Linked DNA regions of Mus musculus: all the other regions are linked to region 1. Evidence: chromatin loops called from intact Hi-C (ENCODE). Cell type or tissue: gastrocnemius. All regions are shown on one strand. Region 1 has its middle 54 kb from the start of Gm23056. Region 2 overlaps Dars (aspartyl-tRNA synthetase). Region 3 overlaps Map3k19 (mitogen-activated protein kinase kinase kinase 19). Region 4 overlaps Ubxn4 (UBX domain protein 4).

What was found. Hi-C counts contacts between places; a loop is a spot of excess contacts. Peaks named below come from ENCODE experiments on the same cell type or tissue, not always from the same donor. Only the 100,000 strongest peaks of a DNase experiment are listed, where the experiment ranks them.
Region 2: it touches region 1 in a loop (9-fold over the local background); 35 of 42 quality-filtered maps call a loop at or near these places.
Region 3: it touches region 1 in a loop (5-fold over the local background); 6 of 42 quality-filtered maps call a loop at or near these places.
Region 4: it touches region 1 in a loop (2.7-fold over the local background); 18 of 42 quality-filtered maps call a loop at or near these places.

The regions. Positions count from the first base shown.
Region 1 is chr1:128,828,386-128,836,385 of GRCm38, forward strand. No RefSeq gene overlaps it. Among named protein-coding and RNA genes, the nearest start is that of Gm23056, 54 kb to the right of the region's middle. In gastrocnemius, a CTCF peak has its summit at 4,401 (motif pointing left); DNase peaks (open chromatin) are centred at 3,450, 4,395 and 5,026; H3K4me3 peaks cover 727 bases; H3K27ac peaks cover 394 bases.
Region 2 is chr1:128,364,748-128,372,747 of GRCm38, forward strand. Dars (aspartyl-tRNA synthetase) reads right to left here. Exons shown (of 16, transcript NM_177445.5): 11 at 7,393-7,539; 12 at 4,746-4,788; 13 at 3,618-3,698; 14 at 2,174-2,285; 15 at 1,951-2,022. Among named protein-coding and RNA genes, the nearest start is that of Mcm6, 9.0 kb to the left of the region's middle. In gastrocnemius, CTCF peaks have their summits at 4,165 (motif pointing right) and 7,598 (motif pointing right); a DNase peak (open chromatin) is centred at 4,150.
Region 3 is chr1:127,822,924-127,830,923 of GRCm38, forward strand. It overlaps Map3k19 (mitogen-activated protein kinase kinase kinase 19), which reads right to left. Exons shown (of 14, transcript NM_011737.2): 9 at 7,348-7,607; 10 at 6,133-6,176; 11 at 1-1,474. Among named protein-coding and RNA genes, the nearest start is that of Map3k19, 28 kb to the right of the region's middle. In gastrocnemius, a CTCF peak has its summit at 4,590 (motif pointing right); a DNase peak (open chromatin) is centred at 604.
Region 4 is chr1:128,277,885-128,285,884 of GRCm38, forward strand. It overlaps Ubxn4 (UBX domain protein 4), which reads left to right. Exons shown (of 13, transcript NM_026390.3): 13 at 1-1,494. It overlaps Lct (lactase), which reads right to left. Exons shown (of 17, transcript NM_001081078.2): 17 at 6,872-7,452. The coding sequence ends at 7,235. Among named protein-coding and RNA genes, the nearest start is that of Gm41949, 37 kb to the left of the region's middle. In gastrocnemius, CTCF peaks have their summits at 4,080 (motif pointing right) and 5,245 (motif pointing right); a DNase peak (open chromatin) is centred at 7,446.

The sequences.
Region 1 (8,000 bases):
GCCTGACCGATGAAGGAGTTCATCACTGAATAAGTGAGACTCAGAAAAGGAAAGCAAGCCCAGTTAGTAGCTGGGTAGAGAGCATGCAGGCTGCGGGTGAGATTTACAGAAGAACTGACTTGGAATTAAGCTAAGGACATTGAGCTGCTCAGTAACTCCACAGGTCCTGTCATAACTTGGAGTTGTCATATGCCTAGGAATTAGTGATGATTGGGGGGTTGGAGGGTAGGGAGAAATGAATGGAATCTGACGCTTAAACATTTAGCAAGATTTCTGATTGTATAGAAGCATTCGAGCATTGACTAATGTCACAATGAGGGGCTTCTCCTTGTGGTTTTGGGCTATGTGACCATTACCATTGTCCTTTCTGAGATCCAGTTGCCTCTCCTCTTGAGACAGACAGATATAACCACAGCAGAGCCCTGACAGGGCCTTGGGACTGACTGTGCACAGACTGTGCACGCATTGGAGGGGAGCAAGGTGCCTGAGTCCCGGAAGGGAGAGCAGTGCTCATCAGAGCAGGCTCCATTGAAGGAAAAGCATCTTCAGTTTCCACGGAGAGGAAACAGGGAGGGGATGGGATGTTATGTTCCAGAGGCAGGCAGGGTCAGCAGCTCAAACTCACGGGCTGTGTGTTTCCCAGGGAAACAGGACATTCTTTCCCACTCCGATTTGCACAAACCGAGGTACCAATTTGCCACCGTGGCTGCGCTTGCCACTTAATTTGAATGTAGGCTGAATTGAGGCAGCCACAGCAACTAGGACCTGGGAGGATTTCCCTGCTATCGTAGATACCCAGGGTCCCAATATTATTTTAAAAGAACTTTTAGTGTGTGTGTGTGTGTGTGTGTGTGTGTGTGTGTGTATGCCTAAGGAGGCTAGAAAAGGTGTCAGATCTTCTGGGCCTGGAGCTCCAGGCAGCTGAGCTGCCCGATCTGGACCTCTGGGAACCAAACTGAGGTCTTCTGGAACGAACGGCAGCAAGCGCTCTTAACTGCTGAGCCATCTCTTCTGTCCCCCTGTTGCCCAAACTTTGCTGATCTTCATTTAACAGTCCATTGGGTGTTTTATTGATCACTTACTATATGCTAGTTTGGGGAAATTCAGCACTGAACAAGCAAAATTCAGAGCCTCGCTCCTGGACCTTCCAGTCTTGTAGTGGGTAAAGGAGACAGACACATCTCTGTGTGCAATTAGCATTTTCACTGTGGAGTACACGCTCAGACTGCTGTGGGAAGGCATGATATTATGGGTTAAGACCCCATTTATGTAAGGGCTTCAGCAACAAGAGAAGGGAGGTGGGGGTGGAGTTCAGAGAGGAAATGAGACACTGGGTGGGAAGGGGACAGCCCTGCCTCCTTCTCAAGCACAAACCTCCTTTGTTAAACAGGCACAGGCCGTGGGAAAAGCTGTCTTCCTGCTTCCTGATACTATTCTCTGAGAACACATATGTTATGCTTGCTCCTTTATTTCTCCTATGTAATTTGTGCCTGTTTATATGTATGTATGTATGTATGTATGTATGTATGTATGTATGTATGTATGTGTGTAAGGTGTGTGCCTGTAAGGTATGTGTTTGTGTGTGTGTCAGAATGATGTATTTTGTATGTGTGTACATAGTCTGTGCATTTACATGCATGTACAGTGTATCTGTATGTGTGTTTATGTATGTACAGTGCATGTGTTTGTGTGTGTGCAAGGTGCATATTTGTGTGTGTGTGCATATATATTTGTATGTGTGTGAGAATGATGCACATATGGGTGTATGTACAGTATATATCTGTGTATATTTGTATGATGTATTTTATAAGTGTGTGCAGTATCAGTGTGTGTGTGTGTGTGTGTACATGGGCACATGCATGCATGAATTCATGTTTGTGTGCATATGCATGCATGCATATGTGTGTGTGCGTGCATGAGCACACACGTGCATGTGTACATGTTGTGTGTGATGTAAAGACACAGAACAACCTTGGCTGCTGTTTGTCATTGGCTGTCCACTGTCTCATTTTTCTCTTCCTGAGTCAGTCTCTTATTGTTCAGGAATTAGCCAAGTAGGTGATGTCAACTGGCCCGTGATCCCCCAAATCCACCTGTCTCTGTTCCCCAGCTTGGGGGGTTGTAAGCATGTGCTGCCTCACCTGGCTCTTTTTCATGGCTTCTAGGGTTTGAACACCAGGCAAGGCTAGCACTTGACCAGCTCACGTTGTAGTCTCTGGGCTGTTATTGATTGTCATTCCTCGTCCTCTTGTTCCCTACCTTCTGCTCCTTCAGACTCGGCCTAGGAAATGGCTTCACTCAGTGCTGCCCTTCATTCCATTTGTACATGTAACGTGATGGTTTCTCACTTCTGTGTTTCTCACATCATGTTGAGGTGTGTGTGTGTGTGTGTGTGTGTAATGACTTTGCAAATATGGAGGTGACATTTTCCCACTAAGGAAGTGGGTGAGGGCATATATTGACAGTGCTCTCAGAGTGTAGGTTGTGACCTCCCACATAGGTCATGTACCAGGTACTTACGTTATGATTCACAGCCATAGTAAACTTACAGTTATGAGGTAGCAAACCACGATGTTTTGGCTTGGGGTCACCACAACATGAGGAACTGTATTCAAGGGTCATAGCATTAGGAAGGTTGAGGACCACTGTGCTAGGGCCAGAGGTGTGTAGGACCCAGTGGTCACGGTGAGAATCGGGGCTTCTGGATCGCATCCTGCTCTTTGGTGGGTTCACCTCTCTGCTGTGTTTATCAGGATGTCTGCTCCAGAGTAGGAACATTTTCCCTCTGTTTATTGATCTGTCCTGCAGGTACTTGTCAGTTCCCTCGAACAGTGGATACGGCATTACTTAGCCCCTTTGTGTGCCTCAATTACCTTATCTGTGTCAAATGGGTGCAAGTAGTCCAAACTCACAAACATTTATGAAACGCTCGCTCTGTGTCAGGGGCCCCGTGAAGCTTCGGAGATGCAAAGATTTCAGGACAGTTCCCAGCCGCCATGCTCTAGGTAGCCCTCTCCTCTGGGTACTCATTCTGGTACAATATGATAAAGGAGTAATCAATTATAAATAGTAAAAGTATATCTAAAATGAAGGGACATGCCAGACACGGGGAAACAGAATAGACTATCAGCTTTGAATGGGTGGATGAGAGAAATGCTGACCAGGTTATTAGATTCTAGAGAGACAGTGCACTAGAAAGGCTTAGTGCAAAATGTCAAGGGCTGTGTAGGAAAGTAACTGTCAAAAAGGTGGTGGTGTGGGCCGGGGATGTGGGTTAATCAGAGTCATCACCTAGCTTGTAACTGAAATGCCGTGTTCCATCCCAGAAATTGGTTACCCGTGTGCGGTGGTGCACGCTTGCAATTTCAGCACTTGGAAGTAGAGGCAGGAGGATTTACGTGGTCAAGGTCATCCTTGAGCATCTGTTGCCAAACCTGACTCCTTGGTTGCCAGGGCTTGCTCACATGGTGAAAGGTGTGAACTAATGCATGCCAGTTGTTCTTTGACCTCCACACATGTACTGTAGCACACACATGCCCAGAACCCCATGCGCAGGAAAAATGTAAAACGCAAGAAAGATCACTGTGTGCTGCACAGTGAGCTGGAGGCCAGCCTGAGCCCCATGAGACTCTGCCTGAAGCAAAAGCACAAGTGTGGTGTGTGACTTGAGAAAAGTCAAAGAAGAAAGAGCTGGTCAGGGCCCCAGAGGGACCCTTCGTTTATTTTGATGGACCACAGCATTATACAAAAACAAAATTCAAGTTCATGGGTCTGTCTGCCTTAGCCACTCTGCTTGCAAATGAAGCTTCTGGCTATAGGAATGACCAAATCTAGCCACTCCAGGAGTGAGGACAGACTTTCTCAGTAACGTAGAGCATCAGAACTGGTTAGGCCTTTGTTGGAAGAAGGTGGGTGACGAAAGTACACACGCTAAAGAGCCGATGGGATGTGGGGTGGGAGGATGCGGGTGGGGGATGAGGGTGAGAGGGTCGGGGTGGGAAAGCCACGCCTAGGTCAGTCCTGTTAGTCCTGTGAGCCCTGACGGGCTGGTGAGAAACTTTTCTCCCCTGCAGCCTGCAGTTGAGGCGATCTGAGTCGTCATTCTGAAACAAGCAGTTAGCAAACAAACAACTGTCATAACGAAAGAGCGATGTGCGTAGAAAAGCGTTTCTCTGTTAGGGTTCCCAACAGCATGGGTCAAAGGACATTGTTCAAAGCAAAATAATTGTGTAGGATGAGAGTCTGATGTTATCCCAAGAGGACTATTTAAGCAAAGCAAAGCAAAACAAAGCAAAAGAAAACAAAACAAGCAATCCCTCTGTGCTTGGCGCTTGGCTCTTGGTTTTTGTCAAACTCAGAAGTCACGTAACCTAGAGGGAAACATGACCACAGGGCGCCCTCTGGTGTCGAGGCAAACCCACTACAGTCTGTGGTCTGAGACCCTGCTTGCTCCAGAGGGGAACATCTGATGTGGAGGGCCATCCTCTGTTGAAGTAGATCTTCTTTATGTGTTTGTGTGGGGGTGGGTTGGGGTGGAGGTTTCGGGGCTGTGGGGGGGGGGACAACACAGGCAAGCTCCGTGAAGGCTTCCACAAATGGCTCATTATTGGAATGGAAGAGTCTCACTAAATCCTAGTGGCCAACAGCTAACAAAACCAGAACTGTCTCTCCAGAGCTATCTCTCCTTTGCTGTTTGCTTCCTCGGCTTAGCTGTCATTAACCAGCAGGGGTTACTTTCTTTGAAGTTGAGCGAGTTAGACTATTGTAGAAAGAACAGTAATTGTGGCACCCCAAACCATCTGTGGGGTGTCCTCTTTGTGGCTCTGTGGGCCTCAGGAAGCACAGATGGAAAGAGGAAGAACAATTCTAACGTTCTGTTGTTCCCTCACCCCAGGAGGGATGTCTTTGCTGCTAATTGATGCACAGATGTTGCACGGCTGTTGGCATGGGTCCCTCGTGTGATAAAGAGCTGTCATCTCTTGTGGCTAGACCTGCCCTGGGCTCAGTTTCATGGCAGCACTTCATCCGACCTCAACTGTGGTGAAAATGAGGGCTGGTCCGTAGGATCAAATGACACTTCAGTGCTGCCCGGCTTTGTCTTTGTCTAAAGCTGACCGATGATGCCAGTGCCAGCTGGAGATGATCCCAATAGTTAGTCCGCAAGGTTAACTTCGCCAGTTTGTGCCCAGACATCCTTGGTTGTCCATGGGGTCCACTCTAGCTGTTCACTTGCATGTGTTGGGAGGACATAATACCTAGAGACTTTGCTAGTATCTGGGGGAGACCTACTGCAGCAGAGAACAGAGAAGGAGTGTGCTCCGTAGACTACAGTCTGAGTCTGCCATGGGAAGCGTGGTGGGCAGACTGGCGCTTAAACCATTAGAAGCTTCTCCTCTGGGGAGTCTCTCAAAATCGCTCTTTGGTGATGATGAGGAAGGCACCTGTGGTCAAGGCTGCATTGTTTGCACACAAGCTTTGAAGTCCTCTTTAGATGTTCTGAGTAGTCCCTAAGGAAGTGGAGAGGAGGGAGGTGGGGAAGGAGGGGAGGCTGGAGAGAAAATAGAACTATTTCTGAATGCTGGCTTCTCCCCACAGAAGAAACATGTCCAGACAGTTGTTGGTACCCAGAGGGAACCCATGTCTGCCTCCACCTCTCTTAAAGCAGAGTGTGTATTTTTCTCTTCACAGACAGCCTGCAGGGATCTACTACTGGTCCCAGTTTGCCCTGGGCCAGTGACTCCTGGGAGACCGCTATAGGAATGGGTCTCATGCAGATGCCCAGGTACCCCAGATGGAATCGATCAAACTGCAGTGGTCCACATTCTTTCTTTTACAACTAATCCAATCCAGATAATTCCAACATTTAAATAATCTGCACACTACATACTTTCAGCTAAAATATGAAAATCCAATGCCAGTAGTTGTATGATTTTGTAGCCTGTTATATTGTCAATGTTTCTATTTGAATGCCCAGACAGGGCTTGCCTAATATATCATGACAGCACGCTTTCAAAAGAATTATTTTCTATATTTGCGTGAGGGGTAGTACACATTTTGTGGGGACGGTCAGAGGACAACCCTGGGTGTTACAGATCCTTAGGCATCTTTCACTTTTTAGTGAGACAGACCTCTCATTGGCCTGGAATTTTGTCAGGTTGTCTGTCTGGCTGGCTACAGAACCCCAGGGATCTGTCTATCTCCACCTTCCCAGTGTTGGGATTACAGGTACATATTGCTGAACTGGTGTTTTACATGGATTCTAGGAACTGACTTCAGGTCCTCATGCATGGGATGCAGGCTCTGTATCCACTGAGCCATCTTCTCAGCCCACATTAAAAAAATATAACTTAAAGGCATCCTGAGGTCATTACAGGAAGTGGAAGAATGTGAGCTTCACCCTTGTGAACAGATTCCATCCCCATCAAAGTTCTTTCCCTGGGGGTCTTCAGGAGAAACATGGCTGGGAAAGCTTCCTTGGCCAGGGTCCGTAGATGCTGATGGTGGGTTTATGTATGGCTGGCACTGCTTATGTTTAGGAAGCTGATGTGTGCTGTCATCAAGAAACCGGCCATCAGAGACGTTTGCATGCCTCTGGGCACTAGCTGAGAAGTGACATTTTGGGATATCTCTCCACGATGAAGGATTCTTTTAACCCTCCCAGGAAGACATCTCTGTGAATTGACTCATGCTACGCCCTCTGAATGTTGCTATTCAGCTGGACTCCCAGCCTACATCCTATGTAGTCAGGATGTCACTTCATGGGAAATCGTGACACCGTGTGACGTGAGCAGCAAGAAGAGGTGGTGTAGTTTGTTTTCTCAGCATCTCATTTAACCCAGGCCGAGCCTCAACCTTGCTGTGTGGCTGAGGGTGACCTTGAAATCCTGATCCTCTCACCTTCCTGAATGAAGTCCTGGATTCTGTCCCTAGTAATCCTGTAATCCCAGCACCAGAGAGATATGGGGGCTTGCAGTCCAGGAATAGCCAAGATATTTTTTTTACCTCTGGTCCAATTTGATGAGGCGTTTGGTCAAGGGTATTAGCCAAGACACTGTGAAAAGAGCGAGTGTGTGTGTGTGTGTGTGTGTGTGTGTGTGTGTGTGTGTGTGTGCATTTCAAGTTACTTTCCTTCTCAAGTGTCATCCACCTTGTTTTCTGGAACAGTGTTTCTTGATGGCCTGAGGCTTGCCCGATTTGGCCAGGCTGGATGGCCAGCAGGCCTCAGGGAGCTGCCCGTCTCTACCTCCGCAGCTCTGGTATGACAAGCACATATCTCTATACCAGGCTTTTAGATGTAGGTTCCAGAGACCGAATTTAGGTCTCTGTGCCTCAGTAGCGAGAGCTTTACGAGCTGAGTCATCTTCTCAGCCTCAGTGCACAGTGTTCCTTCCGATAAGAGTGCTATTATTGACTAATTTGCAATGCCAATGCTGGTTGGATGCAGGAGTCAGTGGCTTGTAGAATCATCTTCTTCCCCAGGCCCGTGGCAGATTTCAATGAAGCAAGCTACCTATATAAGTGTGGTTGGCCTCTGGGAGTTTCTGGGCACAATTGCTTCTTCTGCACATAGGGACAAGATGATCTTTCTGTGCCCTCTGGACTCTATCATGTTGGATATGGCACTTGCCTTGCAATCAGGACAAAGATGAAGCCAACTATGAGGATGAAGGAAGAGGCAGATCAGGAAAGGTGTTTGGTGACCTCATTAAACCATCAAGTCAACTAAGTAAACTCTACTTCTCTTTCAGCCTTCTGGACGGGTGTGCAAGATGATTCTGCCCATGCTCTTTAAAGGTTCTCTGCGTCAAGGTTTCAGTTCCATACTTCTGAAGTCAAATTTTCTAAAGTAAAACTACATACCACAATTCTATGGTTGTTTCTAGAGGCAGTGTGAAAGATGCTCAGACGTATTATGTTCGCCTGTCAAACGTGGGGAACCAACACTATAACCTGGGTTATTAGTTTCTCCTAGGCTCTTTGTATTTTTCTTTTATGGCTAC
Region 2 (8,000 bases), 460 kb before region 1:
AGGACAGCCAGGGCTACACAGAGAAACCTTGTCTCGAAAAAAATCAAAAAAAAAAAAAAAAAAGAAAAAAAAAGACTGGCCACACACACACACACACACACACACACACACACACACACACACACACACCCCAACTTATTCCAGAAACCGAAACTGTTCTAAAATCTGGAATTCTGGGATGCGACACTCAAGGATTCAATGGTAAAGTCTATGAATTTATTCCAAACCTCAAGAAAATACAAAATTTGAAATACTCTGGTCCTGAACATGTCAGACAGGGATCCTTAACCAGTACCACATTCTGTTAGCCCATCTACTCATGATGGATACTTGGCTGTATTCACGTCTCAGCCACCTTCAAAAATACCACTATGAAGATGTATACATAAGATTTCTTTGATGTGCCATTTCTAATTCTTTTTTTTTTTTTTTTTTTTTTTTAAGATTTATTCATTTATTATATGTAAGTACACTGTAGCTGTCTTCAGACACTCCAGAAGAGGGAGTCAGATCTCGTTACGGATGGTTGTGAGCCACCATGTGGTTGCTGGGATTTGAACTCCTGACCTTCGGAAGAGCAGTCGGGTGCTCTTACCCACTGAGCCATCTCACCAGCCCCATTTCTAATTCTTTTGGGCACATACACAGATTTAGACTGCTAGCTAGGTCATATGGCAATTCTTTCTTTAGGGTATATACATAGAGGCAGACTGTTGGATCCTATGGTGAATGAATCTTTATCTTGTTGAGGAACTACAATGCTGTTTTCTGCCCTGGGCATTTGTCCTGGTGACTGTTAATACAGCTTAAGCTAGCAGTCACCCCAGCCATGTGCAGCGGACCTCACTGAGGACTGGCGCTGCTGAGCATCTGCTCATGCACTCACCAACCAGCATGGAGAGATGGCTGTTCAGGTCCTTTGCCCATTTTGAACTTTTTATTTATTGTGGATATTTACCTCTCATCAAATATATGAACTATAAATATTTGTTCCCATTATGTAAGCTGCCTTTTACTCATATTTTAACTGGAGAAAACTATTTATTTATATAATTACATGTCTGTGCATGCAGATGTGTTCAGGAGGCATTAGGTCTCTTGGATCTGAGGTTTTAGGTGATTGTGAGCACCCTGATGTAGGTGCTAGGAACTCAACTCCAGTAGTCTGGGAGATCAGCAAATACTCTCAACTTCAGCCAGCTCTCAAGCATCCTTTTACTTTCTTTCCCTGCTTGCCCCCTGCCCTCAAAATTGTGCTGAGAATCAAATCTAGGGACTACACAGACAAGCTATATAGTCTAAATGCCTTTCCCCCCATTTCAAGTACTGGGAGTCAAACCTAGCCTTCTACATGCTAGGCAGGTAACTATTTTTTGATACACAAATTTTAAAATTCTCCCTAGTTCAATTTGGCCATGTGTGCATTTTTGTGTGTGCCATAGGTGCTGTATCTAAGAAACCACGGCCAAATCCAATGTTCCGATGCTTTTGCTCTGATTTCTTCTAAGAGCTCTATAGCGTTAGGTTTCTCATTTAGGTCTTGGATCCATTTGAGGTTATTATTTCTATATGAGGTGAGGTAAGGATTTAACTTTATTCTTTAACATGTATCTATCAATTCTGTTCTAATCAGTGGGGAAAAAACCATTGTTCTTGGCCTTTAAATTTTATTTATTTTTAACTTACATATGTGTGTGAATATATGTGAGATTATTTGCACTGCTACATATGTAAGAAGCCTGCTGAGGCCAGAGGTGGCATTAGGTCCCCTAAAACTAGAATTATAAATGGTTGTATTGTTATGTGGGTGTTGGAAACTGAACCCACATCCTCTGCAAGAGCAGCAAGTGCTCTTAACCACTAAGCAATCTTTCCAGGTTCCTTTTATAGTCTTTAAATTTGTTTTTCACTTGAGTTTACATAATTATTTATAAGCAATAGCAGTATTACCAATGCCACCACCAGCATGAGGAGGAGCTCCAAAGCGGAAGGAATCAATGTAAGCTTTGATTTTCTCCAAATCTAAAAAAGAAAACATAACTTATCATCTTAGAATTAAAAAAAGCTACTATTAAAATGAAGAAGGGAGGAGACTTATTATGAGACATCTTTAAAATGTTCACAATGTGTTATTTTTATAATATACACTGTTTAAATATTTTAAATTACTTACCAATTCCATGGTGTAAAGCTCTCTCTGTAAGCAACTGAGGATCATGGATTCTTTGTGCTCCAGACAATATTTCTTCTCCTCTCATGAACATATCGTAAGAGTTGGACTGTTTCTAGAGAAAAAAAAATGAATGAGCCACTACCATTCTACTGTGTTATCACCCTTTTCCCAGGATAAACATGTGGGAAGAAATGATGATTGAGTTAATGATAACCTTCTACATAATTTCCTCCTGATGGCAGAACTGCTAAGGGCAGGCTAGTTTGTTTTCTCTGTTCAGACTTCTGTCCTCTTTAGGTTACCTCTCAATAATCAGAGCACCTTATCTAAAGCAGTGGTGCTGGTTTACTTTACAGTATTGCCTGAAAACTATTTTTAGAAAGATACGAATTTTGGTCTGTTTTGGTTGCAAGTTACCAACAGATATTTAGTCTATTTAATAAAACTTGTTTAAGTAAAGTTAAATTGAAACTGAATTAACATATCTGATAATAAATAAATAAATAAATAAATAAATGGAAAAGAAACGGAATTAATCCTATGTTTAACTTGCTGCCTATCAGGCATTTGATACTATCAGTTTTAACTTTCCAATAAACAAAGATTCTGATCACTTCATTATTACCTGGAACTTGTTATAAATGCTAACCCCTAATCGCTGCCCCAGACCAATGATTAGAAATGCTAAGGTTAGCACTGAGCTATCTGTATTTCAAAAAGCCCTCTAGTTTTGTGCCAATGGTATATACTTGGGAGGCAGAGGCTGTCAGATCTCCAAGCTCCGGGCCAGCCTAGTCTGTATAGCAAATTCCAGGACAACTAATGCTAGATGGTAAGACCTTGTATTAAAAAAAAGTGAAAAAACAAAACCAAACCCCAAGCCCTGCAGATGGTTCATGAATATTAAGGGCTGAGAAAACCACTGTAAAGCAAAAAGCTCTAAAACATTTGGAGTGTTAACTCCTAAATATAAGCTTTAATTTTCTTCAAATCTATCAAGTGAAAACAATTTATAGTCTGGAGAAATGGCTCAATGGTTAAGAGCACTGGCTGTTCTTCCAAAGGACCCGGGTTCTATTCCCAGCACCCACATATCAGCTCACAACTGTCTGTAAGTCTGTAAGAGGACCTGACTCCCTCATACGAATGCATATAAAATTAAATAAATTACAAAAAATAAAAGAAACCCCCCACAATTTACCACCTTAGTGTTAAATTTAGAGAATTGAATTCTCAACTCAAAGTAAAGAATGAGACTCTCATTTAGCTCTTGAGGATCTAGTACTAGCTAGCATATATAGCCCCCATCCCAGTAAGTCCTTAGAAAAAATGACCTAGGATATTAAACTTAGGTTATCAAACTGATTTGTTACAACATTCAAATGGGCTATTAGAGAGTTCTCTTTCTTCCCCACAAATAGATACTTAAGGTCAAATTACTTACCGGATTTCTTGGGTCAGGCATGGTATAGAAAGGTCTTACAGCCAATGGATATTTATCAAGAACATAAAAGTCTGTATCATACTATTAAAAGAAAGAAACTGTGTTAGATCTATACATCTATACATCTATACATCTATACATCTATACATCTATCTATCTATCTATCTATCTATCTATCTATCTTTGTGGAAAATTTCTAATATTAATCATTATTTAACATAAAACCCCCGATTACTTTCTTAATAATTTAGTTTTCTGTTTAGATATGTAAAGAAAATTGGGTATTATTCTTCAAATGGAAACGACTGAAGTAAGTACTGTTAAAGTGTTTGATATTTTTTACTACCTCATAGGCTTAGTTAAAAAGCAATTGCATCTCAGCTCTTCCCTGATGCCACACCCTTTAGTTAAAGCTGCAGAGGGAGAGACCGTGACAGAGTGCTGGAGTGCTGAGACAGCATGCTCAGGGCCTGTCTAACACTACACACACACAGGCCTTCACAGAAAGCCCACTTCCAGGAAGCTTCACTATCTCAAGTGCAACCAGCAGGAGGAGCTCAAGGACTTTCTACACTTCATTAAATTATTGTCATTAAAAAAACACAATGGAGATAAGCTTTTCTCTCCTTTGGTTTTAGATTTAGAAAATAAGGGCAAGAGTGCACAGGTTAGACCTTTATAGCTCAGAGACCCTTCACCACTAATCTGATAATCTGGTGTCCTTTAGAGAGACTTCATTGTGGCTGTACAAATGTCACACAATGAATTCAAATAGTTGGTTAGAATCTGTCTAAACATTTTTTAAATTTTTCTAAGAACAAAAGTAAGCTGGGCAGTGGTGGTGCACGCCTTCAATCCCAGCACTCGGGAGGCAAAGGAAGGCGGATTTCTGAGTTCGAGGCCAGACAGGTCTACAGAGTGAGTTCCAGGACAGCCAGGGCTACACAGAGAAACCCTGTCTTGAACCCCTCCACCCCCTCCCCCCCAAAAATGCCAAAAAAGTATAGTTTTCTTTACTAGCTCTGGAGACATACCACTGTAGGGAGATGATAAAATACATTCCTTTTCCTAAGGAACATTTCAGATTTAAAAAACAAAAAAAAATTCCAACACATGTATTAATCCTACCTTTTCCTTCACCAAACGACCCAACAGTTTTTCATTTGGTGTACTGAAAAAGAAACATGAAAGTAGTATTTGAAGGTGAAACAGAAACTGTCTTAATTTTAAGATTTGTCTAAGTGTGTTGGATCCCCTAGAGCTGAGCTATACAGGCAGCTGTGAAGCAGTCTGGTGTGAATGCAGAGAACTAAACTCACTGTTTCTGGATGGGCAGTCAGAGCTCTTAAGCAACTGAGCTATCTCTCCAGTCCCCACCAAGTCACAACTTAAAATATTAGTTCAAATGAGAAAGGCACCTTGCTATTTAAGGTTCTCAAAGGATAATCAGCACTTTTGTCATCTGTGCACCGTGCACAGGCATTTCAGGAAGCCACCTACAAGTGCTACTTGGTGCACATAAACACTGCCCCAACACTTAAAATCAGGCAGAGTTACGCTGGGCGTGGTGGCTCATGCCTTTAATCCCAGCACTTGGGAGGCAGAGGCAGGCAGATTTCTGAGTTCGAGGCCAGCCTGGTCTACAAAGTGAGTTACAGGACAGCCAGGGCTACACAGAGAAACCCTGCCTCGGAAAAACCAAAACAAAACAAAAAAAAAATCAGGCAGAGTTTAGGATTCTGCTGATTCAGAAACAGGAGGCAAACACTTTACTAATTATATAAAATAAAATAAAATCTAGTGGGTTAACATTAGAAGGTCTTGCCATTAAATAGTCGTCTTTCCTATTACTCCACAAAGGTTTGTAATATGACAACCAATACACCCAAGTCTTTAATTAAACAAATAAATAATGGGCTTAGAATCAAGTACATTTTCTGGGTTAAAAAAAAAATCAATCACCTTCTGCTTCCACATATCTCGTTATGTACTGTCATGATAATTTAACTATTTTGACCAGGAACTTGTGAATAAAATGTATATTGACAGCAGTTTAGGTAACAAAATATGGAATATTGATAACATATAGACATTAGTATTTTATGCCCAGTACTGTATGGGGTGATTTAGAATGTTCCTTACCCTTGTTATCATGGTGATTTTTAAAGTGCACTTGATCTTAGCCAAAAGGCTGAGAAGTGATTGTGATTTTTAAAGTGAAGTAACATTATGAACAAAAATCACAAGCAAAAGTCAGGTATGGTGGTTGTACTGGCTGGTTATGTGTCAACTTGACACAGCTGGAGTAATCACAGAAAAAAGAGCTTCAGTTGGGGAGATGCCGCCATAAGATCCATAAGGCATTTTCTCAATTAGTGAGCAAGGGGGAAGGTCCTCTTGTGGGTGGTGCCATCTCTGGGCTGGTAGTCTTGGGTTCTATGAGAGAGCAGGCTGAGCAAGCCAGGGGAAGCAAGCCAGTAAGTAATATCCCTCCATGGCCTCTGCATCAGCTCCTGCTTCCTGACCTGCCTGAGTTCCAGTCCTGACTTCCTTTGGTGATTAACAGCAATGTGGAAAGTGTAAGCTGAATAAACCCTTTCCTCCCCAACTTGCTTCTTGGTCATGATGTTTGTGCAGGAATAGAAACCCTGACTAAGACAGTGGTGCACACCTTTAATCTCAGCACTTGGAAGGCAGAGGCAAGTGGATTTCTGAGTTTCTGAGTTCTAGGAATGAATTCCAGGACAGGAAGGGGAGAGACCCTACCTTGAAAATAAAAAAGCAAAACAAACAAAAAACCAGGGAAAACTCTCCACATTCTCTTTCTTGTTCTATATTACTATTTTCATAAGATAAATTAGGTTCTATGCCTCTAAGGCTGTTCGTTCCCTCCCTCCCTCTCTCTATATATAGTTATTTGAGACAGGGTTTCTTTTTATAACCTTGGCTGTCCCGGATTTCATTATATAGACCAGGCCCCTGCCCCCTGAGTGCTGGGATTAAAGGTGTGCACCACAATGCCTAGTCATAAAATATTTTTAAAGACTCATTTACTTTTATTTTATACACATGACTGTTTTGCCTGCATGTATGTATGTATATGTATGTGTAGTACATGAATACATGGTGTCCTGCCATGGATCCCCTGGAAGAGGAACTACCAATAGCTATAAGCCATCTGTACTGGAAGCCAAATCTGGATCCTCTAAAAGAGCAGCAAGAGCTCTTAAGTGCTGAGCTCCAGTCCCTGCCCCCCAATATATGTATGTATATAATTCATATATTATATATGTTATTATAATATATACTATCTACCTATCTCTCTATATAATGTACTTGCTTGTTGTGTGTGACTGTTTATCTACATGTGTTCTGCAAGAACGGCAAGTATTCTTATCCACTGAGCCATCTTTCCAGATCTCCTTTTCATTCATTTTGAGGCAAGGTCTAAGCTGCTCAGGCTGGCTCAGATCTTACTCTGAAGTCCAGGCAAGCTTTGAATTAGGAAACCTCTTGCTTCCTGAGTACATGGGATTACTGTCCTGTGCCATCAGGTTTGTCTTCCTACATTTGTCAACGGGTTACAACTAGGGGAAAAACTGCAAAGTTATAGACAAAATTATTAAAGCATAGGCAAACAGATTAAATATAACATTTTAATTTTTATTATGTAAAATATTATTATGCAAAATGCCAATGTATTAAGAGTTATCAGCTGGGTGAAATACATTAAACCTAAGCATTAAAGTTGAAAGAGAAAATATCAGAGACCAACCTTAGATCTTCCTCATCGTCCATTTCAACTCCAGCTTCTCTAAGCATTGCCAAAGCCTCGCAATACTCCAGTCTTAAAGTTGGCTCCAAAAATTTGAACGGCTCACATGGGAACTGTTTACTCACAGTTTGAATTTCAGTCTGAAACCTGTATGTTCAATGCTTTAGTTAATAAAATGTTCATTAAATGCTTCTTCCACAAGAGGTCACTATAAGCAATACACAATTATCAGCGACTGAACCAAGAAAAGCATTATCAATTTGTTTAGCATTAACATACTTAAAACATTTCAGTTTCATGCTTTAAAAAGAAGTTACAGTAGCATTAGAGGATTAAAATTTTTATTTGCAATAATTATCAGCTAACACTGTTGGAAACACAAAATAGCCATTTGGAGAAGCATTAAAAAACCCAACTTTTTAATCCTGAAACACTTCTTATACATGAGGACACTAATGCAGGTCTGCCTTGTTCGCCCATTCCCACCATGCTGTCTAAATTATTTCAAGAACACTACTTCTTTCCTACTGTGATATCCCTAAGGTCCAATGCCTACCCTACACATAGTAGGACAAGAAAAATGGTAACTGCAGAGTTGTATTTCTGTT
Region 3 (8,000 bases), 1.0 Mb before region 1:
TATTAACGACACATCGGCCTGATGGAGCCGTACGTATCTCACGGTAACATCTGTGGTCGTGCCTTTCTGCCTCGCGAATGTGACAATAAACAGGGGTTCCAAACATCTCATAGATGCCTGGTCCGTTGGAGGCTGAGTTGATTTCTTTGAACATGTCACTGTACTTCAAATCCAGGAAGTGCAGTCTCGGATCTGTTGTTTCAGCGGAGAGGGGAATGCCTGGCTTTTTTATGCCTGCATGTTTACCGATTCGAGGAAATGCTTGCTTTTTAGGTTTCTGGGTCTGATGCGTTGACTTCTTTTCTGTCAGAGGTGCTCTCCTTTGAAACTTGGAGGAGGGATGAGGTCTGTGGTCTATAAGTTCCAAAGCAGGGAAAACTTGAGTTTTTATGCTGTTTTTATGCATGTTGGGCTTAATGGATGCTTGGATGGAAACCATGAGATTAGGGGGTGCTCTGTTCCTGGCCTTGGTCCTTGAATCCAACTTGGTTCTATGAGTATTTGTCTGGAGTTTGTCGTGTTCTCGGTGAGCAAGCAGGTTGAAGCTGTTGCTGTTCTGCGCCGGGCGCTTTCTCCTTTGGAGGTGTGGTTCGGCTCTAGCGGGTCCCTTGGATGTCCCTTCTCCAGGGAATGCGATGTGAGTAAGCGGCACCACCCCATTCATTTCGGGATTTGTTTCTTCCTCCATTGGTATTTTTCTGTTCTGTTCTATGTCTCTATGACCTTCCAGCTCTTCAGCAGGGCCGTCAGAGTTCACACTGGGACCATTCTTAGGAACACTAACCTCTTCTGACGCTGCATGTGGCTCCATTGCTCCAGATTTGTGTACAGAATTGCTTTTGGCATCAGGAACGTTCTCATTTCCGATCTCTTTCTCCTCTGCTGGGGTCATTTCTGAATTTGAGACTTCCAGGAGCTTGCAGAGAATGGGGTGCTCAACCCCTGAATCTCGCTCAACCACTCTGGCTGTCCAACTCTCTTTTTTTCTTGATGAAAGATATTGGGAGTCCTCTCCCCCTCTTTGCATCTCACTAACATGGTACCCACTATCCCTTTCCCTCTCTGTAGGAGTAGTGTCTTCTTTGACACTCTCACAAGAGAACAAAGATGGCCCTTCTTTGAAGCCAGAGGTTTTAGTTTTGTCCCACCCTTCCATTTCCTGGGATGGCCAACTCTCCGCTACTCCCTGTTTTCCGCTCTTCCGGAAAGAACACATGTTTCTGGACCAGAGGGTACAGTTAGAACCCCTGAGGGTGTGTTCCACTGGTCCTTCCTGCGTGACTTCTTGATGGTTCTTTGATGAACTAAACTCTGCAGATTGGCTAAGAGGTCGGCTAAGAGGTTCCAGGAGCTTAGGCACAGACAGGCTGAGGCTGGGGACCTTTCTTTCCCTGTGCCTTGGGGACTTGGGGCTTTTTTCCATATTGAAGATACAAGATCTCATGGGCAAGCATGATAGTGGTGGCAGAGGAAGCTAAAAGAGAAAGAAAACAATGAATGAAGAAAAATATCAAAGTAAATGCCTTTTTTTTTTTTGAGACAGGTTTACTCTATGTAATCCTGGCTGTCCTGGAACTTGCTATGTAGACCAGGCTGGTCCCAAACTCAAAAATCTTTCAAGTGCTGGGATTAAAGAATTGCATCACCATTGCTTGGCTTAAGTCAAAAAGTTCTAATATTCACGTATGGAAATCCTTTAAATATAAAGCTGTCCTAAATATCACTGGTTTTTTGGTGTGTGTGTGTTTTTAAAGAGTTGGTGATTGCTGCTGTTTAAATAGAATGGCCCCCATACACACATATGTTTGACCACTTGGACCATAGGGAGTGGCACTGTTAGGAGGTGTGGCCTGGGGGCGGGCTTTGAAGTCTCAAATGCTCAAGCTGCCCAGTCTCCTCCTTCTGCCTTCAGATCAAAATGTAGACCTCTCAGCTCCTTCTCCCACACCACGTCTATGTGTACGCTGCCATGCTTCCCACTGTGATGGTCGCGTACTAAACTTCTGTAAGCCAACTCCAAGAAATATTTTCCTTTATGAGAGTTGCCATTGTCACGGTGTCTTTTCATAGGAATAGAAACCCTAACTAAGGCAGAGATCAAATCCAGGGCCTGTGCATACCTGGCAAGTGCTCTACCACTCAGCTAAGTCCAGCTACATCAATATGTCAACAGGACACAAAGATCACAATTTTTTCCCCTTCTCTGCTCCATTTGCTCTGGTCCAAATATTTATTTATTTAATATATATAAGTACACTGTTGCTGTCTTCAGACACACCAGAAGAGGGCATCAGATCTCACTACAGATGATTGTGAGCCCATGTGGTTGCTGGGATTTGAAGTCAAGACCTCAGGAAGAGAAGCCAGTGCTCTTAACTGCTGAGCCATCTCTCCAGCCCAAAAAGATCCCAACTTTTAAAGCCAAAATGTGGAACTGGAGATGGACCTCAGATAGTAGAGTGCTGCCTGGTGTGCACAAATCCCTGGTTTCATCCCCAGTATTGTATTCATACATCTGTAACCCCAGGGCTGGAGGTAGAGGGCAGAGGGTCAGAGGTGTAAGGTCATAGGCCATACAGCCTGCACTGGAGTACTTGCCAATACATGCATGCATGCATACATACATGTATACATACATACATACATACATACATACATACATACATACATACATACATAAAATAAAACCCTGATCAGGACCAGAAAGATAGCTTGGTGGGTAAAGGCTCCTGCTACCAAGCCTGATGACCTAAATTTGATTCCTGGGACTCACATGGTGGAAGGAGAGAGCTAACTCTGCCAAGTTGTCCTGTGATTTCTACATGCACATAGACACATACACACACACACACACACACAGAGAGAGAGAGAGAGAGAGAGAGAGACAGACAGACAGACAGACAGACAGACAGACAGACAGACAGAGACAGACAGAGAGAGAGAGAAAGAGAGGCAGACAGACAACAGACAGGCAGATACACACACACACACACTTAAAAATATATTTAAAAAATCTCAAAGCTATTTGGCTCAGTGGTATAGTATATGTATGCTTAGCATACATGAAGCCCTAGGTTGGATCCCCAGCCCCCAAAATAGGGAGAAAAAAACAACACAAAATAACTAAAATATCATTCTCCGTACTTTTCCAGAATCAAGATTAAGTGACTCTTTAAAAGATAATTAGGTGCTATAGTGTTAGATCAGATGTTAAGAGTATAGATTTCTCTTGCAGAGAACTTAGTTTTGGTTTCCAGCACCCATGTTGGGTGGGTCATAGCTACCTATAAATCCAGCTCCAGGGGACCTGATACCTCTGGGGTCCTTAGGCATTTGCATGCACATATAAACTCAGACATACATATATACACATAACTAGGAATAATAAAGTAAATCTTTTTTTAAAGCTAAAGTTAACTGAGTGCTGGTTACTCTTCTAGGGTGGCATCTACATCATGGCTCACAGTGTGTAATTGTCCCAGGGGATCTGACACCCTCTTCTGGCTTCCATGGGCACTGTATGCACACGATGCACAGACATACATGCAGACAAAACACCCATACTTATCAAATGTTCAAAAAATAAAAAGGCTAAAATTTACATGTCAAGACTCATGGTTATACTTATTAGTTATGTGGGGTTGTTTATTTATTTAGTTTGTTTGCTTGCTTTTTTGTTTATTTTGTTTTAAGGCAGGGTTTCTGTCTGGCTGTCTAGCTGGTTTTTGTTTGTCCTGGTTGCCTTAGAACTCACTCTGTAGACCAGGCTGACCTCGAACTTGGAGATCCACTTACTCCTTCATTCCAAGCAATGGTATTAAAGTGTGGGCCACCATGCCCAGCTTAAATGTTAAATTTTAAAATGGGAAGTATTTTATCTCTCTTTTCTTTTTAGTTTCCACGGGACTGATGAAAATGTTAAAGCCCTCTTGAGAACACTTTAAGCTTGTTGTTATATGTAGCTTAAGGGTTCTTCCAGGACCGATGAACTCATTGTTTTGCTGAGTCATTTAGGTGGGAACAGCTTTAAATTTGAAAACTTAGCAATGCTAAGGGCTTTGTAGGCGCACAGTTGCTACTGTTCACCTAGAATGCAGAAACCACTTGATTCAGTCCCCCAGAAATCCACAAACTGGCTGTGATGGTGCATGCATGCCTATGATCCAAGGACTCTGGAGGTAGAAGTCAAAGGATCAGGAGTTCAAGGTCATACTCAGGTACAACAGCAAGCTTGCGGCCAGTCTGAGCTGTGTGCCAATCTCAAAACAAACAAACAAACAAACAAACGAAAAACAAGAAAAGCCTCAATAGCTTAAAAAAAGATTTATTTAATGTGGATGGCGTATGGGTGTTTTGCCTGCATGTATATATGTGTACCAAGGTGTCTGTTGTATCTCCTGGCACTGGAGTTACAGATGGTTGTGAGCTACCCTATGTGTACTAAAAACTGAACCCAGGTCCTCAAGGGTAGCAAGTGCTCTTAAGCGCTAAGCCATCTCTCCAAACTCCTTAATAACTAACTGTTAAATCTCCTTGCCCTCTAGTTCAAAGTCAGCTACTCTTAATTATTACCAACCTCTAGAGGGCAGTGCAATGCAAACTATAGCGTTCAACTTTGTGGCCCTTAAGCTATAAAGTCCTTAAGTGGTTTTTTTAGTTTTGGTTTTGTTCCTTTGTGGCCTTTTCTTATGTACACAAACTCTGTACCTAATTATATGGGATTATTTATAGACATGGATTATGCATAGTGACTGAGAGCTATGACTTCAATTTTCACTTGCCAACTAGGTGCAAGCAGGAAAGAAAAAAAAACCAAAAACCCCAGATACTAGAAATTCAAGTGTTAGAGGATACTTCTCTCTCAATGTTATTGTCTGAATTTTTTCCCATTTCTCAAAAATAGGAAATAAGCCGGGCATGGTGGCGCACGCCTTTAATCCCAGCACTTGGGAGGCAGAGGCAGGCGGATTTCTGAGTTTGAGGCCAGCCTGGTCTACAGAGTGAGTTCCAGGAGGACTACACAGAAAAACTCTGTCTCAAAAAAAAAAAAAAAAAAAAAAGGAAATAAGGAATGAAGAGGCAGCTCAGTCAGTAGACTGCTTGCCTTGCAAGTACAAACACCTGAGTTTAGCCCCAAAGCCCACATTTAAAAAGCTAGCTGTGGTGGAACAAGTTTGGAATCCCAGTATTGAGGATGTAAAACAGATTCCTGGAGTCTGCTAGCTGGCTTGCCTAGTGTAACGGGCCAGTGAGAGACCCTGTCTCAAAAAGCAAGGTGGACAGTGCCTGGGAAACAAGTGCACAGGTGTCACTCACTGCAGATGCACAGGTGTGCACAGGTGTCACACATGTGCTGACACACAGGTATGCACCAACACACAGGTATGCACCGATGTTTGTATGTCTCCTAGGACACTGAAGGCCAAGAGAGCTGAGAAAACTGACAAGTAACAAGTATCTTCCCAGGATCTTTACCTGTAACGCTTTATAGGAGCAGGAAAACTCTCCCCCATCAGGGTGGGGTGTGAACGGCAAAGAGTAACATGGGATTTGGACAAAGGTATGAGGTGAGTAGAGCAGCAATCCACACCCTTAATCCTAGAACTAGAGAGGCAGAGGCAGGGGGATCTCTGTGAGTTCAAGGCCAGTCTAGGTGACATAGTGAGACCCTGTCCCCCAAACTTAAACGCATTAAGAAACAGAGACAAAATGAAGGAAAAACGAAGACAGAAAATGAAGAGACCTGTTCACCCCACTACCCAGGAGCAGGAGATGGCCCAGAGAAGCACCTCACAGGACATGGAATGGTTTTCCCATGAATACTTAGCTTCTCCATAAAGTAGTCATCCTTTTTTAAATTTTCTCCACAATATTATTGCTGAAGATTTGACTGAGAAGTTTGTGGGAGCTTGTCATTGTTGTTGAGATTTATGGATTTTGTTATTTCTTTCTTTGAGACAGAGTTTCTCTGTGTAGCCATGGCTGTCCTGGAACTAGCTCTATAGACCAGGCTGGTCTCGAACTCATAGAGATCTGTCTGCCTCTGCTTCGAGAGTGCTGGAAATTAGAGTGTGCACCACCACCACCCTTATTGTTGTTTAATGAAGTCAAACATGCTGGAACTGATCTTACCCCAGTTCTTCGGCTACTGTAGCTTATGTCAGAGGTAGGAAACTCTATAACAAAAGAAACAAGAACTGGGTGTTATTAGTAGTAGGCTGAAGAGTTCATAGATGGAGCAGGAGATATGCGGGAAAGTGTTTCAGAGTATATTCTCCCTGTGTGGTATACATAGTGCTGTGAAGTGATTTCAGAAAACCTTAGCCTAAAGCTACCAGAAGGGGTGTTATAGGTTTGTTCATTTGTTTTTGAGAGCTGGTCTCATAGAGCAGCCTACATGTAGTTAGTACCTTGAATTCCCTAGGTAGCCACGGATACCCTTAAACTTACAATCCCCCTGCCTCCACCCCCTGAGTGTTACAATTACAGGTGTGTGTCCTGCCCAGCTTAGTATGGGAAGCAAACCCAGAGCTTCGTGGATGCTAGGTAAAACTTGATCAGCTGAGCCACATGCCCGGCTCCTACACTAGCTTATTTATTTTTAGTTCATGAAATACTCTTCCCTGAAACACATACAAAATGCATTTCCTTTCCAGCCATTTGCTCCCATTGCCTTCAGTATTGTCATTATTAAGCCTATTGTTAGTCGTGTGTGTGTGTGTGTGTGTGTGTGTGTGTGGTGTGTGTATGCATGCACACGGGCACATATGTGCAGAGGCGAAGGCATCTTCATTCCATCATGTGCCTGTAGCAGTCAGAGGACACAACCATTTGGGCACCACTGTCCTCGTTTGAAACAAGACCTCTCCCTAGCCTGGAATCTGTCAAGTTGGCGAGGCTTCCGGCCATTGAGCCCCAGGGATCCTCTGACTCAGCCTCCCCTGGGCTTCGGTGACAAGCGCATGTCATCATATCTGACTTTTTTTAAAAAAACAAAAAAACAAACAACAACAACAAAAAAAAACATGGGCTTGGGGAATTTAACTCAGATCCGTGTGCTTGCAAGCACTTCACTGAGTTATCTCTCCAGCTCCACTGTAGAATTAAATGCTCAATTTAATATGTTCCCTCTTAATTGTGGTTTCCATATTTTTATAGAGATACATAAAATCATATGAGTAAATACGGCCTGAACAGAGAAGTAAGATTGTTTAGGGACAGGGAACTAACAGGAAGAAGGGGTGAGGAGAGGGAGAGCATGGAAGGATGAGGGGGCATATGCTGTCATACATTATGTACCTGTATGGATACTCTAAACGTACACGCATAAGCAAGAGCTTGACTCACCATCAGATTGCCTTTGCTGTTCTTTCAGAACACAAGGAGCCACCTCCCCAGCTGCAGATGCAGCAAGGCTTGAGTCTAAGCAAGGTCTGGGTGGTGAGAGAGCCACGTCCACACCACAGAGCTCCTCAGAACTTCCGTCTGTCTTCAGAAGTGAAGGCTGTGTGGTTAGCATCCTCCCCGTGAGGCCCACCATCTCCGCGTCATCTGGTGGAGAGACAGGATGCACTTGTTCCCGTTCCTGATGCTCTGAAGTCACCTGACTGAAAGGAGAGAGATGGGGAAAACTCATTTGCTGGTATAGTTCAGATCTCAGGGGGTCTCTCTGTGATCAAAGTTTGGTCCCTTGCATATGACGATGTCGGAGGAGGTGGTACCTAATGGCTGGGAGAATGTCTTGGAGGGGGTTCCGGCACTTGTCACTGTGTTCTCTTCATGACCACCCTGAAGGAAGCAGCCTCCTCCCCAGCCTGCTCTCCACCATGATGTGCAGCTGTCTTACACCACAAAACCAAAGCAACTGTGGAACGAACCTCTGAAACCAAACCAAATTCCTCTCTGTACACTCTCTTAAGTGTTTTGCCAGTTACAGAAAACTGATGGTACATTCCCAGTATCCTCCAGATCTGCAGGTCTCAGACCAGAGAACGTGTTGG
Region 4 (8,000 bases), 550 kb before region 1:
AAAGTCCAGTACTGTAGGACTAGGGTAGAGAGGAGACACTTCACCCCCATTATTCCTGAAAGTTGTGATGTTTGAACCGTGGGGTATGTTTTGCTGTACTTCTGGTTTTAAAATGGAAAGTCAACCTGACCCTGCCTGTGTCAGACAGGAAGAACTCCTCTCCCCTGCGGAGTAACACGCGTGTTGCGTGTGAGCTGTGGTGCTGGCGGGAAGCAGGGGGCAGCTAAAGTGCTGGAGTAACAGAACCTTCCTGAAAACATGCCTAGGAACTTTAAATATTTCATATTTTGACACAATAGCTTTTTCTAAGTAATGATCCTCATTGCAGAAGTTTAGCTATGAATAGTCCTAATATTAGTTAACTTAAAAACTGAAAACAACAAAATGCCTTCTGTGGATGTAATTCCTGTTGAGAAATGGAACATACTAATCCAGCACATGTTTATTGAATGTCTGCTATGTTGGTGGAAAGAAGGCAGGAAGCATAGCTGTAGGCACAGGATGAGTTGAGCTTTGTAAATTGTGTGTGTAGAGGGCAGCGTGCTAATGTATATGTAAAGAGAAGAACACGCTAATGATGTATGTCCTTGGAGTTCTCTTGCAGTCTTCTGCATTGATCACATTTGTTAACACTATTTAAAGAAGTTGTTTGCCAGGCATGGTGGCTCACACGTAAAATCCCAGCGCTTAGGAATCAGGTGCAGGAGTTTAAGGGCCAGGCTGGTCTACATAGCAAGTTCAGGCCAGGGCTACAAGGTCAACAACAACAACAAAAATGCAAGCTTTTAAAACTTTGTAGGAACCATCTCATCTAAGATCCAGTCATCTAAAAACACAGCAAGCTGGGCGTGGCATCTTGTTCCTGTACAGTACTTGGGAGATGGGGCAGGGCTCTCAAAGCTCAAGGTTATCCTCAGGTCCAGGCTCAAGTCCAGCCTAGGCAGAGTGAGATCTGTCTCTGCAATAACGAGGCAATATATGAGTTTTAAGAAATACTTGTTAATGGTATGAATCCTGGAAAAACATTAATTACCTCAAGTCAATTTGTCTTGAAGAAAATCAAATACAAGTCTTAAAATGTCCATAGTTCATGTGTGAGTAACAGGATCACTCTTCAACGTTATCTCTTTTAAAAGTACACATGGAGCTGGGCGTGGTGGCGCATGCCTTTAATCCCAGCACTAGGGAAGCAGAGGCAGGTGGATTTCTGAGTTCGAGGCCAGCCTGGTCTACAAAGTGAGTTCCAGGACAGCCAGGGCTATTCAGAGAAACCCTGTCTCCAAAAAGCCAAAAGAAAGAAAAAAGTACACATGGTTGAAAAAAACCCCAGAATGTAAGAAAAGGGTGTCTCTGTCCCAGCGTCCTACCCCACTGCCACTACCCAGAGGTAACCTCTAGTCATAATTTCTAATGTCATTTTTAGAAAAATTTTATGCATATAATCAAATATGTAATCTTTATTTTTAAATAAATGGGATCATATTGTATGTACTACCCTGCATTTTGCTCTTTCCTTACAGTCTCAAAGACCTCGACCTGCCTATACACAACTAGCTCTCATTCTTACTGTCTGTATCAGTTCGATGGACATAAGCACACAACTGATTGATTATATTCTGTGATTAATCAAAATTATGTGGTTAGCCCAGGTGTGGTGGCACAAGAGACAGAGGCAATAGGATCTCTGTTTGAGGCCAGCCTGGTCTACATAGTTCCAGGCTGACTCAGACTACACAGTGAGACCCTATCTCAAAACCAAAGCAAAATTGCTTGTTTGGTTTCTCAGTCACAGACATGAGCATCCTGGAGGGGAGAGGTATTCTGACTGAAAGTGGACCCATGGGACATGGTTTGTTAACTCTAGAGGATATTTGAGGTTTGGATTAGGAAAGATGGCCAAATTAGCTCTTTTAAAAGTTGCATGAATTAAGACACTCCTCCCTCAGGGTGAGCCTGGACCCCACCGCTCTGCTCTCTGCCATCTGCTCTCCTTCATCTCTGTCCACATTGTAAATGTGCTTCTGAGGACTGTATATGCACTGTTCATCTTGAATGAACATGAACTTTGGATTGGTTGGGTTTTGGGTTTTTTGTTTTTGTTTTGTTGTTGTTGTTTTGCTCTGTTTTATTCTCACTACAGACTCATTGTATCATCCAGGCTGGCTTTGAACGCACAGCGTGCCTGTCTCTGTCTGCTGAGTGCTGGGTTAAAGGCTTGCAGTACGACTGAGACAGCTGTCAATACTCCTGGTCATGCCAACTGACTTTGAAACTGTCTTCCAGTTTTACTATTTTTTTTTTAAGATTTATTTTTTATATGTGAGTACACTGTAGCTGTCTTCAAACACAGCAGTAGAGGGCGTCAGATGGTTGTGAGCCACCATGTGGTTGCTGGGATTTGAACTCAGGACCTTTATAAGAACAGTCAGTGCTCTTAACTGATGAGCCATCTCTCCTGCCCTTTTTTGGTTTTTCCAGACAGGGTTTCTCTGTGTAGCCCTGGCTGTCCTGGAACTCACTCTGTAGACCAGGCTGACCTCGAACTCAGAGACCCGCCTGCCTCTGCCTCCCGAGCGCTGGACCAGTTTTACTTTTGTATTTTTCCTACTGATTTGTACAAACTCTTGTGCTCATAAGAAAATCAACTCTTTACTTGCATGCTGTGACAATTTTGTCCTTTAATCTTTCCTTTTTATTTTTAAAGATTTCTTTCAATATGCATATGTGGGGTGCACATAGAAACAAGAAGAGTGTTAGAAAGAACCCCGGAGCTGAGAGTACAGGCTGGAAACTGAACTAAACTCAGATCCTGCAAGAGCGGCAAAGCACTCTTAAGTACTAGGCCATTTTTCCAGCCTCCTAGAAATTGTTTTTCGTTATGGTTAGGGAGAAAAGGAAGAGGGAAGGAGGGAGAGGAACAGGCGTGAGCACGGAGGTCAGAGGACAGTTTGTGGAAATCAGTTCTTGCTCCATATGTGTCCTGGGAACAAATTCAGGTGGTCAGGCTTGAGAGCCCGGAGCAGGCTCACGAGCTCTTTTGTTTTGTTTTTAACAAGGTCAGCGTTATTAGTGTGTTTCTTTTTGGCCTCCAGGTTTTGAGTCACTAGATTTCTAGGTAAAGAGTCACAGATGTCTTTCCCATTTCAAAACCTAACTTTTTATCTCCTAACATTCTTGTTTTGGGGAGGGGGCAATTGAAATGGGGATTTTCTGAGTAGCCTCACATGTCCTAGAACTCTAGACCTATATTAAATTCTAATATAGTTTACTTCTTAAAAAATGTTCTTGCTGGGAATCGTGGCGCACGCCTTTAATCCCAGCACTTGGGAGGCAGAGGCAGGCGGATTTCTGAGTTCGAGGCCAGCCTGGTCTAGCAAGTGAGTTCCAGGACAGCCAGGGCTATACAGAGAAACCCTGTCTAAAAAAACAAAAACAAAAAAAAAAATGTTCTTACTTCATGTGTATTGATATTTTGCTTGAATGTATGTAAACATACTATTTGCTACCTGATGCTTGCAGAGGCCAGTGGAGGGTGCCATATCCTTTGGAACTGGAGTTAGGGATAGTTACAGGCCATTAATTATTGATGGTAGGAACTGAACCTGGGACCTCTGTGAGACTAGCAAATGTTCTTAACTGCTGAGCCATCTCTCTAGCTCCAATTAATAACACTTGGTCATGAATCTTTCTGCCCAAGAAATGTCCTCCGCATTTCGGATTTAGAAGCACCCACATTTGACCTATGGTAGTACATGTATGTAGCCCCTAAGTTCTCAAGCAGAGACAGTAGGATAACCCTAAGTTCAAGGCTAACTTGAGCTACATGGAGGTCCAGTGTCAGTCAGTCCTGGGTAACTAATCATGCCCTTTTCAAAAGATTCAAAACCCGAACCCTTTGGCAGCCTTTTCCTATCAACAGAAAAAGAAGGTGTGTTCACAAAAGGTTCCTGACTGCCGAGCTAGCCATCGAACCTTTGGATAAAGTTTTTGGATAAACTTTTGGATAAAGTTTTTTTTTTTAAATAATATGCATGTATAAGTGTTTTACCTATATGTATGTATGTGTATCACATGCATGCAGTGCCCACAGAAGCCACAAGAGGGCATTGGATTCCCCAGAACTATAGTTATAGATAGTTATTAGCTGCTGTATGGATGCTAAGAATCAACCCCAAGTCTTCTTGGAGAGCAGTTGCTCCTAACTACTGAGCCATGTCTTCAGCTTCCTGAATAGAAATTTCTGTGGATATACTTTAGGTTAGAAATACTTATGAGGGGGCTGGTGAGATGGCTCAGTGGGTAAGAGCACCCGACTGCTCTTCCGAAGGTCCAGAGTTCAAATCCCAGCAACCACATGGTGGCTCACAACCATCTGTAACAAGATCTGACTCCCTCTTCTGGTGTGTCTGAAGATAGCTACAGTGTACTTACTATAATAATAAATAAAAAATCTTTAAAAAAAAAAAAAAGAAATACTTATGAAAAACAAACTTTCAAACAGAATCACTCTTACTTGTTTTTAATTTTTTTTTATATGAATGGGTATTTTTCCAACGTGTATGTCTCTGTGTCACATGAGTGCCTGGTTTCCAGGGAAGCCAGAAGAGGGCATTGGATCCCCTGAAACTGGAGTTAGCAACAGTTATGAACAGCCATATGGAGACTGGGAATGAACACTCAGGTACTCTATCTAGAAGAGTAGCAGTTGCTCTTAATTGCTGAGCCATCTCTCTAGCCACATAATAATCTTTTAAAATTAGCCAAAAACTAGGGGTGAAGGGGCTAGGAATTGAACCTTTGAGTCTTTGAATCTGATAAGCAAGTATTTTTGCCACCACTATGTCCCTGGCCTCTACTGCCCCCTGCCCCATCCCCTAGCAGGGTCTCATGATGTGTGATCCAAGCTGGCCTCAAACTGAAAAGCCTCCTACCACTACCTCCTGAGTACTAGGATTAAAGACAGGCACATACTATCATGGCTATAGGCTTAGATATTTTTAAAAACCTCCTTTTTCTTTTTTTAAACATTTATTTTATATGTGAGTACACTGTAGCTGTCTTCAGACACCCCAGAAGAAGGTACTGGATCTGATTACAGATGGTTGTGAGCCACCATGCGGTTGCTAGGAATTGAACTCAGGATCTCTGGGTCAGTGCTTGTAAATGGCTGAGCCATCTCTCTAGTCCTTAAAACCTATTTTTATTTTATGTACATGAGTGCTCTGTCTGCATGTACACTTTTGTGCCAGAAGAGGGCATCAGATCCCATTATAGATGAGCCACCATGTGGTTACTGGGAATTGAACCCAGGACCTCCGGAAGAGCAGTCAGTGCTCTTAACCACTGAGCCATCTCTCCGGCCCCCACACTTACTTTTAATAAGGATTCAAATCCCTTCAATACTACCCCACCCCCAACCCCTGCTTCTAGCCCACATCAAAGGTAGAGGAGAAAAGATGGTAAAAAGGACAAGGGAGTGTGGACCTGTTTAGTGGTTCCTTTGGCAGTTCCGATCTCTTTGTCAGGACACCAGCAGTCCAGTTCAGTAGTGTCAGGATACCAAGCATGATCTGCATCAGTGGCACGCTCCAGCAGAAACCGCCAGGCCTCTGCCAAATCAGCACGAGGCAGCAGAGCAACCAGAACCAGCCAGGACGCCAGAAATTCTCTGCCATGCTCTCTCAGTGAAGACAAAGACCACTGCAAGGCTAGCTATGCAAGCACACCATTCAAACATCATGTGTCCTCCCAAGGGTCTTGCCTCAGCAAAATGCCACGTGAGACAGTATCACATGACATATCCAGAACCTTCCACTTCACATGGCTAGACTTGCTTTTCATTTTTATTTAGTTGGTTATTTAGTTGACACAGGGTTTCTATATGTAGCCCTGGCTGTCCTGGAGGTTGCTATGTAGACCAGACTGGCCTCAAACTCACAGAGATCCTCCTGCCTCTGCCTCTGCCTCCTAAGTTCTAGGATTGAAGATGTGTGTGTGTATCACCATAGCTGGTTTGCTTTTTATTTTAAAAATAATATCCTGGCTGGGCTGTGTTGGTGCAGGCCTTTAATCCCAGCACTCAGAGGCAGAGGCCGAGAGCTCTCAGAGTTCTAGGACAGCTAGATATGTTATACAGAGAAATCTTAAACAACAATTAATTCACTAGATAATAATAACAGCAATTTCCTAGCTATCTGAGAATGGTTCGGAACAAAGGAGATTTCAAATGTTTTCCACTGTGATTGTTTGTGTATACAAGACAGTTGCTAAAGGCCATACGTTGTCTTCTCCCATTGGTGTGGTGGTGTGTTTTGTAAATGGATAAACAAAGGAGCATCCATTTTTGTTTCCAAAATGTTCTGGCCAAAGACAGGCAAGGTCATTGGCCCCAAATACAGCAGAAAGAAAGAAGATTGCAGGAAAATGTAGCCAGGCTGTAAAGGGGAAGTGGTCAGGAGTGTGCTACCTGAGCTTGGCTGGGTGGTGTTTTCAGAAAGGCTTCACAAGCTGAAGAAAGCATTGACAAAGGGAAGGGAGGGAGGGAGCACAGGATGGTCAGGGATCCACTGTACACGAGCACCACCACAGACAGACAGACAGACAGACAGACAGACAGAAGAGGGAGGGAACGAGCTCCACAGGCCAGGCTCAAGTCTCTTGGGCCTTCAAGCCACGGCTCTGGCCTGGTGTCAGTTGTCTGATTTCAGGAGAGCCGGGAGTGCCATAAAAGTTGGCAAGGGACATAGAACAAAGGCCCCAAGGAATGTAAGCAAGCAGCCATGGTCTGCGTTCGGAAATGCTTCGTCTAGCATCATGCAATCCCATTGAACTTACTTGTCAAGAGCGGCCACAGCAGGACACGACACAGGTCTCTATTTTCCATTTTATTCTACATAGGTTTATGGAAAGAACTGCAAGAGGGGGCAAGACTGGTTCTTACTAAAGGAAGTCCGTGCTCTTGAGTCTACCATCAAACCCTGAAATGAGGACAGAGAACCACGAGGCAGTTCAGCCTCTGCATTTCCATGGGGGTGCCTTGCAGGCTTCTCAGAGTCCGCAGAAAAATTCCCAGCGCCAAAGATGTTTTCATTTCAATTGGAAACTTGAGACGCTTCAAGATGGAAATTACCTCCAGCGGTGCATAAAGCCATGAGGAAGCCGCTCACTGCAGGCAGGAGTCTGGTGCTAGTATGGTGGCCAGCCAGGCTTCTCTGCAACTTGAGGTGGTGACTTGTCAGAAGGAAGAAATTTGACTCAGACCGTGGTGGCCTGGCTGTGTTGTCCCTTGCTTGGAGCGCTTGCAGTATTTGTATAACAGAAATGCCACGCTGCAAACTCCAAGCAGCACAAGAGCGAAGAGGACATACAGAGCCGTCTGTGCTTCTGCCGTGCCCAGCATCAGCCCCAGGAAGGGCACCTCTGACTTCACAGGGCTGGCAGTGGGCCCAGCATCTAGGAAAAGACAATGGAGGCTCAGGCTCTAGCACTGTTAGCCACCAGCCTGCTCTGAGAAAGTCCTGCTGGCTCCTGCGGTCCGGAGGCTGCATAGTGTACACCCCAAACATACACAGAACAAGCAAGCTCGTGGCTGTGGTGTTGGCATGGGTCCCCTGCACTGCTGTGTTGTTTGCTTGGTTTGTTTTTAAAGATTTATTTATTATTATACATAAGTACAATGTATGTAGCTGCTTTCAGACCCATCAGAAGAGGGCATCAGATCTCATTATAGATGGTTGTGAGCCATCATGTGGTTGCTGGGATTTGAACTCAGGACCTTTGGAAGAGCAGTCAGTGCTCTTACTGGCTGAGCCATCTCACCAGCCTGTTGTTTGGTTTTTTAATTTGTTTTTATAATGTGTACGTGCATACCATGATGCTTGTGTAGAATTGGAAGACAGCTTTCAGGAATACTATTTTGGGTTTCTGGTATTGAACTCATACCATAGTGCTTTTACCTCTGAGCCATCTCACTGTGCCCCACCAAACCACATACTCGCTTT